Linked DNA regions of Homo sapiens: region 2 is linked to region 1. A link is a loop called in an ENCODE intact Hi-C map of the cell type or tissue named here. Cell type or tissue: PC-9. All regions are shown on one strand. Links, peaks and the distances in the headings refer to the core of each region. The heading gives the core; the rest is flanking DNA. Region 1 overlaps PAQR9-AS1 (PAQR9 antisense RNA 1). Region 2 overlaps TFDP2 (transcription factor Dp-2).

Region 1 (4,404 bases), core at 264-4,263:
TTCCTTCACATTAACTTTGCATTATTTCCTGTTACTTTAATTGTTAGGTATTTTGTCTTTTCTGTTGTTACTGTGATTATAGTAAGTTTTTGTATTTATGTATGTCCTAAATAAGCTGTTTATTGATATATTAATGTTGTGTAATGTGTTTACTGAATTCTTTTATTATTTACATAGGTTTTCAGTTTATTCCCTTGAACTTTCAGGTATACAATCATATTTGCAAATAATTACCAGTTTGCCTCCTCCTTTCCCATTTTTATACTTTTTTCTTGTATAATTACATTAGCCAGTACCCCCAGAATAATGTTAAGAGTGGTGCTAATGAACATGCTTGTCTTTTTTTTTTTTTTTTTTTTATCGAGATGGAGTCTCTCTCTGTTGCCCAGGCTAGAGTGCAGTGGCACGATCTCTGCTCACTGCCAGCTCCGCCTCCCGGGTTCACGCCATTCTCCTGCCTCAGCCTTCCGAGTAGCTGGGACTACAGGTGCCCGCCACCACGCCCGGCTAATTTTTTGTATTTTTAGTAGAGATGGGGTTTCACCGTGTTAGCCAGGATGGTCTCGATCTTCTGACCTCATGATCCGCCCGCCTTGGCCTCCCAAAGTGCTGGGATTACAGGCGTGAGCCACCGCGCCCGGCCAAACATGCTTGTCTCATTCCTGACTCTAATGAGATGATTTTAGTATTCTTATGAGGATAAGGATAACTTTTTGGGTTGTACCTTGAATTGTACATTAACTTTTTTTTAGCTAACTGTGGAACTGAATAGAATTTAAAACTCTCATAAGAAAACTAAGGGACTGTGAGGATACACCAAAGAATGCCAATGGTCACACAGCCCTGTTAGAGAAACATTGTTAGAGGCTTGTGTCAAGACAAACCAGGACATCTCCCTGACTTGGGAAAATAGGGGAACAAAGTAGAAATGTCCCACTCTGCACACCAGTGAAAATGAGCAGTGTGGAACGCAGATTAGGAGGAGGACAGGTAGAAATCTGTATAGTTTCCTATTGCTGCTGTAGCAAATTACCACAAAGTTAGTGGCTTACAGCAACTCAGATGTATTTTATAGCTCTGGAGGTCAGAAATATAAAATGTACCACCAGGCCCGTGCTTATTTTGGAGTCTCTAAAGAATAATCCTTTTCTTTCCCCTTCCCAGCTTCTAGAATTCACCTGCATTCCTTGGTCTGTGGCCCTCTCCTCCATTAGCATCTTCTGACACTTGCCTCCACCCTTATCTCTTCTCCAACTCTGCTCCCTCCCTCTTATAAGGACCCTTGTGATTACATTGGCTCTACTATGACAATCCAGGATAATCTCCCATCTCAAGAGCCTTAATCACAGCTGCAAAGTCCCTTTGCCATGTTAGGCAATATATTTGCAGGTTCTGGGGATTAGGGTGTGGACATCTTTGGAGGGCCATTATTCAGTTTACCATAGGATCTATAATGAACTTTCTGTTTCTGTATTTTGTCCCTGGCTGAAAGGACACAGCTTTGATCCCACCAGAGAACTGACTTGGGAATGGTCCTAATAAATATAGTCATCTTTAATCAGTTGAGTTCTGAAATCATTACTTGGGAATTCAATGGGTAGAAGGTGTGGTTCCAGTGAGGATGGGATAAGACAGGTCCCTGTTGTCAAAGGGCTTGCAGGGCATAAAACACTCCCAGATGTATCACAATAAGATGCTAAGAAGTACAGGCTGAAATTTTAGTTTGATTTGTTCACTGCTGCATCTGCAATACCTAGAACAGAGTAAGCACCATGCAGGTACTCAATGAATATTTGTTAAGGAATGAAATGAGCACCAGAAACAGTTTTATGGAAACACAGGAGAAGATTGGTTTGGGAGAAGTCAGGAAAGACCTAATGAAGGATACTCTAGAACCACTGGGAGTGTCTGTCCAGCTCTCAAGATTTCACCTCTGGGGTTAATTAACTTCTGCGAGGGCAGGATGAAGACCTTAGCACAGTGTTGCCTCACTTTAAGAAGATTCCAATTATGCTAATTTGAAACAGACTTAAAAGTCTCCCCTTAAGTACCAATTGTGAAATAATACAGATCCCCTTTCATGCCCAATTTTTGCTTTTTTTTTTCCTTCAAGAATTGAGTAATTTCTATGCAGGCAGGCATAGAAATTACAAACATCATTTACTATTTTGCCACGTGGTGGCGCTGCTGCCACTGGTAAACAAAACACCCACCTTTGGTACATTTTCTGTGAACACACACACACAGTGATCTTGGTGCTCTTGCCACACTTGTTACAATTCAGACTCCTTCTAACTTCCTGTTGTCAACCAAGCTCTCCTTGAGCAATGATGCTTGTCCTGGTGCTGAAAAACGTGCTAAAAAATAGAGAGGAAGTTAAATGTAATTTTAAAAAATCATGGCATACTGTGTTGTTCATTTACTAGAAAACAGTGTGCAAAACATCAGGTCTAACAAAAATATGAGAAATAACTTTAGAGATCATCTCCCTACGGTCAGGCTTGCTCTGTTTCAGGAGGGCAGGGATGCCACTGAATCCCAGCATCCTGCACAATGCCTACCACAGAGTAGACAAAAAATAAATATTTGTTGAATAAAAAATGAACATGGAAAAAGATGACTGCCCTATAACTCCCAACAATATTACCTCACCTTTACCTCTACACAGAGACTAATAACAAGTTTCTAAAATCAAATTCCAAATTCTTAGGACAAGGTTCTGAATAGTCCAACTGGGGCTAACCGCTCATTCTTGGTCTAATCAATTGTGCCCAAAGAAAGTCCAAATGGCCCTCAGAGGCTCGCTGTGGAATGACTGAAGATTTCGAAGGTGGGGCAAAACTGTCGATTGTATGAATAATAGATTTCAGATGCATATACAACTACTTTTCAAATGTTTGGAGATGCTGCTGTGATTGATAGGCTATTATATTTCTCATTGTGATAAATACACATAACTTAAAATTCACCATTTTAGCAATTTTAAGTGTACAGTTCAGTGGCTTTAAGTACATTCACATTGTTGTGCAACCATTGCTACCATCGATCTCCAGAACTTTTTCTCCTTCCCAAATCGAAACTCTGTACAGTAACTTCCCTTTCCTCTCTCCCCTTGGTCCGGCAACCTCCATTCTACCTTCTGTCTCTATGAACTTGACTAGTCTAGGTACCTTACATAAATGGATTCATACAGTAACTGTCCCTTTGTGATTAGCTTATTTCACTCAGCATAACGTCTTCAAAGTTCATCCATGTTGTAGCATGTGTCAGAATTTCCTTCCTTTTTAAGTCTGAGTAATATTCCATTATATGTCCATACCACAGTGTTTATCCATTCATATGTCCACGGGCACTTGAGTTGCTTCTAGCTTTGGCTATTGTGAATACATAGTCCTATGAATGTTGTCAAAACATTCTTGAACTTAAAGCAGCTCTTGTCATTATGCATGCTCTGAATCAGTTGTCCTAAAAATACACCTACTATCATGTGGGGATCAGCAGAAAGACTGCCCTTAAAGGAGTCTTCATGCTTGACATCTTTTTAAATCTTAGAGCAGGAATATTGATATGGAAGGGGGGCAGGGAAGTGCTGGGAAGGGAAGGGCAGATCCCTGGTGAGGACTCCACCCCCGGGCCTGTGCCCATGGACCTAGGTGAGGACAAGCATTTTAGTTTTCCTGTCCAAATGTTCCATTTCCCAAGACCACCTTGGCCCCACCATGCCCCCATCCTGTGCTTATAAAAACCCCCAAGACCCTAGCAGGAGACACATAGGCGGCTGGACGTCGAGAGAAGCACATCAGTGGAGGAACACACGAGCGGCTGGACTTTGAGAGGAACACATCCACAGGAACTTGCATGCCACTGACTGGTAGAAGCAGAACGGCTTGGAGTTTGGCTGGGGCAGTCGGAGGAAAGCCCAGGCCACAGAGCAGCCTGACTCCAGGGGAAAACCTTCCCACTCCATCCCTCTTATAACTTCCCCCTTCTGCTGAGAGTTACCTCCACTCAATAAAACCTTGCACTCATTCTCCAAGCCCAGGTGTGATCCGATTATTCTGGTACACCAAGACAAGAACCCAGGATACAGAAAGCCCTCTGTCCTTGCAACAAGGTAGAGGGGCTAATTGAACTGGTTAACACAAGCCGCCTGTAGGCAGCAAAACTAAAAAAGCACACGGTAGCACGTTGGCGCTTCAGGAGCTGTAAACATCCACCCCTAGACACTGCCATGGGGTCAGAGCCCCACAACCTGCCCGTCTGTATGCTCCCCTAGAGATTTGAGCAGCGGGGCACTGAAGAAGCGAGCCACTCCCCCGTCACACGCTTTGCAAGGGGGACAAGGGAACTTTTCCCATTTCAGTATCTTCAGAGGAGAGGAATTAGTGTTGTGGTTGTGTTGTA
Region 2 (4,404 bases), core at 114-4,113, 870 kb after region 1:
GCCTTTTTTAAAAAATCTTTTTGTTAAGATGAAGTTTCACTGTGTTGCCCAGGCTGATCCTGAACTGGCCTCGGGTATTCCTTCCACTTTGGCTTCCCAAAGCACTGGAATTGTAAGTGTGAGCCACTGGGCTCAGCCAGAAGGGGCAGTTTCTTAGCTACATGGGTTAAGACTTTATTCAAACTTTCAATCAAGTCTTTTTATTAACAGCCCCAACTGAGATTGTTACTTTCAGATGGCTTCAATTCTTAAGCCTTTGTGATGAGATATATGTAAGATATATTTTAATTATGTATATATAACTTATAAATGGTTTGGGAGGCTGAAGTGGGAGAATTGCTTGAGGCCAATTCAGGACCAGCCTGGGCAACACAGTGAGATCCCATCTCAACAAAAAGTTTTATTAAAAAAGCAGAATACTGACCGGGTACAGTGGCTCACTTCTGTAATCCCAGCACTTTGGGAGGCCGAGGTGGGCAGATCACGAGGTCAAGAGATGGAGACCATCCTGGCCAACATGGTGAAACCCCATCCCTACTAAAAATACAAAAAATTATTTGTATTTTTACAAAAATTACAAAAATTTGCTGGGCCTAGTGGTGCACGCCTGTAATCCCAGCTACTGGGGAGGCTGAAGCAGGATAATTGCTTGAACCCGGGAGTTAGAGGTTGCAGTAAACCGAGATCTTGCCACTGCACTGCAGGCTGGCAACACAGCGAGACTCTGTCTCAAAAAAAAAAAAAAAAAAAAAAGCGGAGTGTAGTGAAACATGTCTGTCTGTAGTCCTAGCGACTCAGAAGGTTGAGGTGTGAGATATAGATACCTGTAATATCTATAATATGTTAATATATAATATTAATATATATCTTATAGATAAGTTATATAATTAAGATATATCTTATAGATACATATATCTGTATGTCTCTAGGGATATAGATATATCTGATCATCTATATATAATTATATAGGTAGATACATCTAATTACATATACATTACATCTTATAGATATCTATAAGATATCTGTATATATAACATATATGTTTTTGATGGGTTTATCCTTTTTTATCTTTTTAACATCATTTTACTGTAATTTTTTTTTTTTTTTTTTTGAGACAAGGTCTCACTCTGTCACCCAGACTGGAGTGCAGCGGCAAGACCTTGGCTCACTGCAACCTCCGCCTTCCGGGTTCAAGCGATTCTCCTGCCTCAGCCTCCTGAGTAGCTGGGATTACAGGCACGCCACCACTGCCTGGCTAATTTTTGTATTTTCGGTAGAAACGGGGTTTCACCATGTTGGCCAGGCTGGTCTTGAACTCCTGACCTCAAATGATCTGCCCGCCTCAGCCTCCCAAAATGCTGGGATTACAGGCATGAGCCACCATGCCCGGCCAATTTTACTGTAATTTCAAGAAGGGATGGATAGAGACCTGTGTGTTCATATTTAACCAAAGAACCTTATAGTACATTTTAATTATGTTATTTTCATGTAAAAATAATATTATTATAAACTCAGGAGTTTTTTCTGTGTGCATTTCTACTAATGGTTATTGCAGTTTCAGAACTATAGAAAGGCATCCAAAAGGGCAATAAGAGACATAAAGAAGAGGAAAAATAGGTTAATAACAAAGAATAGGAGGCTCAGATACATGTATCAGAGGGACTTTGATGAAGTAACGTCGCCACCTTCTGGCTTTTAAAAAAACTGTGTTGTTTCTGTAATAAAATCTGGGAATGTGTAGTCCCAGCTACTCGGGAGGCTGAGGCAGGAGAATCGCTTGAATCCGGGAGGCGGAGGTTGCAGTGAGCCAAGATCGTGCCACTTCACTCCAGCCTGGTGACAGAGAGAGACTACATCTCAAAAAAAAAAAAAAAAGAAAAGAAAAAAATTCTGGGAACCCCATGACTGGTAAGTAGCTAATTTGCATCCTGTGTCAGATTTAGTGGATTTGGTGTTGTTTAGTTGTTCTCTATACTATTGAAGAAACATACTTTTTTTGACATAGGATTTGATTACAATATAACAAAGTCTTTTCAAGCCCCCTAAGAAAGGGTTCTATCTAAAATATCTTAAAATATGTCTGTTACTTTAGGTTATTTCTGCTTGCATTAAGAAAACAAATATTGTTTCTATGTGAAGGAAAATATACAATTTAAAAAATTAAGTTAATTTGTTGCATAGATAGTTTGTGTTCATGGTACAAAATACAAATGATATGAGAGGCCATGAGTCATCCTACTATTTTGTAAGAATTAATAAAAAAGAAAAGAAAATTAAAATGTTTTTCTCTCAGCTAGCCAGTTCCTTTGCCTTGAGAGAATCTTTTTATACAGATGGTAATGTACTACACATACTTCTTTATAACTTTCTTTTTTTCACAGAACAGTTTATACTGGAGGTCACTCTATATCAATACACAATGAGCTGCCTCATTTTTTTTAGGCCATGATGTGTTTAGCTAGTCTACTATTGATACGCAGTTATGGGTTTTCCAATCTTTTGCTATATAAATGACACTGTAGTGAGTATCCATATAGATATATGTGTGTGTGTGCGTGTGTGTGTATGTGTATGATTTCATATGACTCTAGAAAAAGCTCATAGAAGGATGTATAAATTTCTATTTGTGTTGGATATGGTGACACTGCCCTCCATAAAAGATTATGCCTGTTTATTCTTCCACCACTAACGTAAGGCAAACTCTGTTTTCCCTCATGTTTCTCAGGACAATGTATTGGTATCAGTCTTTTCATCTTGTCTTGAAACCTTATTTTACATTTCTCTTATGAGTGGGCTGAACGTATTTTTATATGTTTAGAAGCAATTTGTGGGATTTTTTGTTTGTTTCTTTGAGATAGAGCTTCACTTTGTCACCCAGGCTGGAATGCAGTTACATGATAATAGCTCACTGCAGCCTTGAACTACTGGGCTCAAATGATCCTCCTGCCTCAGCCTCCCAAATAGTTGGGACAGCAGGCACATGCCACCACGATTGGCTAATTTAAAAAAAATTTTTTTTTTTCGGTAAAGATGGAATCACCTTATGTTGTCCACACTGGTCTCAAACTCCTGGCCTCGAGCAATACTCCCACCTTGGCGTCCCAGAGCACTGGAGTTACAGGTGTAATCTACAATGCCCAGCTCATTTGTGTTTTCTGTTATATATTCTTTGCCTACTTTTTCTTTAGGCTGTCACTCTTCTACTTATTTTTAGGAGCTCATAGTTCACAAGGTAGAAGTTAACTTTCTATAGTATAAGTTGCAGATACAATTTTTCCAGTTTATTTTCTTATGATTTACATAGTGATGTTTTCTTTAAATGTAAAAAAAAATGTGCATTTTTTGTAGTCATATCAGTCTTTACTTTGAAGACTTTTCTGGGCTTGGTTTCATATTTAGAAAGATCTTCCACACTCAGAAAATTAAAAAATTTAACTTCCGTGTTTTCTTCTCTTACCAAAAAAATTACGTTGAATTCTATGGGCTATCTGAAATTTATTTTGAGTGAGGTATAAATTATGGCTCTAACTAATTTTTTCTATATGATTACTCAGTTGTCACTTCTTTATTGAAATAATTCACCCAATGCATTCATACCTCACTGATTTGAAGTGTCAGCTAAATTTCTTTGTGGATTTAGGTCTTTTCCTATACTTTTCTGTTCCCTCTATCTGTATGCTTTTTCACTTATCAGTGTATGATATTTTAATTATTGTGACTTTACAACTTGTTTAAATAATTGGATGAGGTCAATCCTTCTGTGTTTCCATAATTTTATGGCTATTCTTGCTTATTTTACCACATTAACTTTTGAATCAGTTGAGCAAATTAAAAGGAAAAGATATTGTTAATTTTATTGTGATTCATTCTATTCATAGATTAATTTGGGGGCAGTTAGTATTGTTATGATTTTGCGTTTTGTCACTCAAGAACCTGGCATTTTTTTCCATTTGTTTTTTGTATCCCTATGTATTTCTTGCTGAGTTTCTTCCTGATGTTTTTTTCTTGTTTTTTTCTATGTAAATGAGTTAATTTTTTCCATTATGTCTTTACATAGTTGTTATTAGAAGACATGGTTCTTGTGTATAAGTAAGCTGCTAATTTGGGGGGATTAATTTTGTTATCGGTCATCTCCAGTTGAATCTCTTGGGGTTGCTCTGTAAACAGTTGTAATCATATGTAAATAATAATAGTTTTACTGCTTCAGTTCTGCTTTATATACTTCTATCTTTCATCTGGTTGTGTTGGTTAGTAACCTATAGAACACTGTTAAATAATAGTGGTGAGTGATAATAGTAGAAATCATTTCTTTCTTTTATTTAATGGGATTGTTTCTTTAGTGATGCATAATGAAAAATATATCCATAGATTCTTGAGAGGAATTTGACAAAATTACATATACAT

What was found. A loop is a pair of places that touch in the nucleus more often than their neighbours do. Peaks named below come from ENCODE experiments on the same cell type or tissue, not always from the same donor. Only the 100,000 strongest peaks of a DNase experiment are listed, where the experiment ranks them.
Region 2: it touches region 1 in a loop (14-fold over the local background); 10 of 110 quality-filtered maps call a loop at or near these places.

The regions. Positions count from the first base shown.
Region 1 is chr3:142,991,950-142,996,353 of GRCh38, reverse strand. It overlaps PAQR9-AS1 (PAQR9 antisense RNA 1), which reads right to left. Exons shown (of 5, transcript NR_125393.1): 3 at 2,214-2,357. Among named protein-coding and RNA genes, the nearest start is that of U2SURP, 7.4 kb to the left of the region's middle. In PC-9, for the core only: a CTCF peak has its summit at 2,195 (motif pointing right); a DNase peak (open chromatin) is centred at 2,223.
Region 2 is chr3:142,123,653-142,128,056 of GRCh38, reverse strand. All of the region lies in intron 1 of TFDP2 (transcription factor Dp-2), which reads left to right. Among named protein-coding and RNA genes, the nearest start is that of TFDP2, 24 kb to the left of the region's middle. In PC-9, for the core only: CTCF peaks have their summits at 1,466 and 1,666 (motif pointing left); no DNase peak of the experiment used is centred there.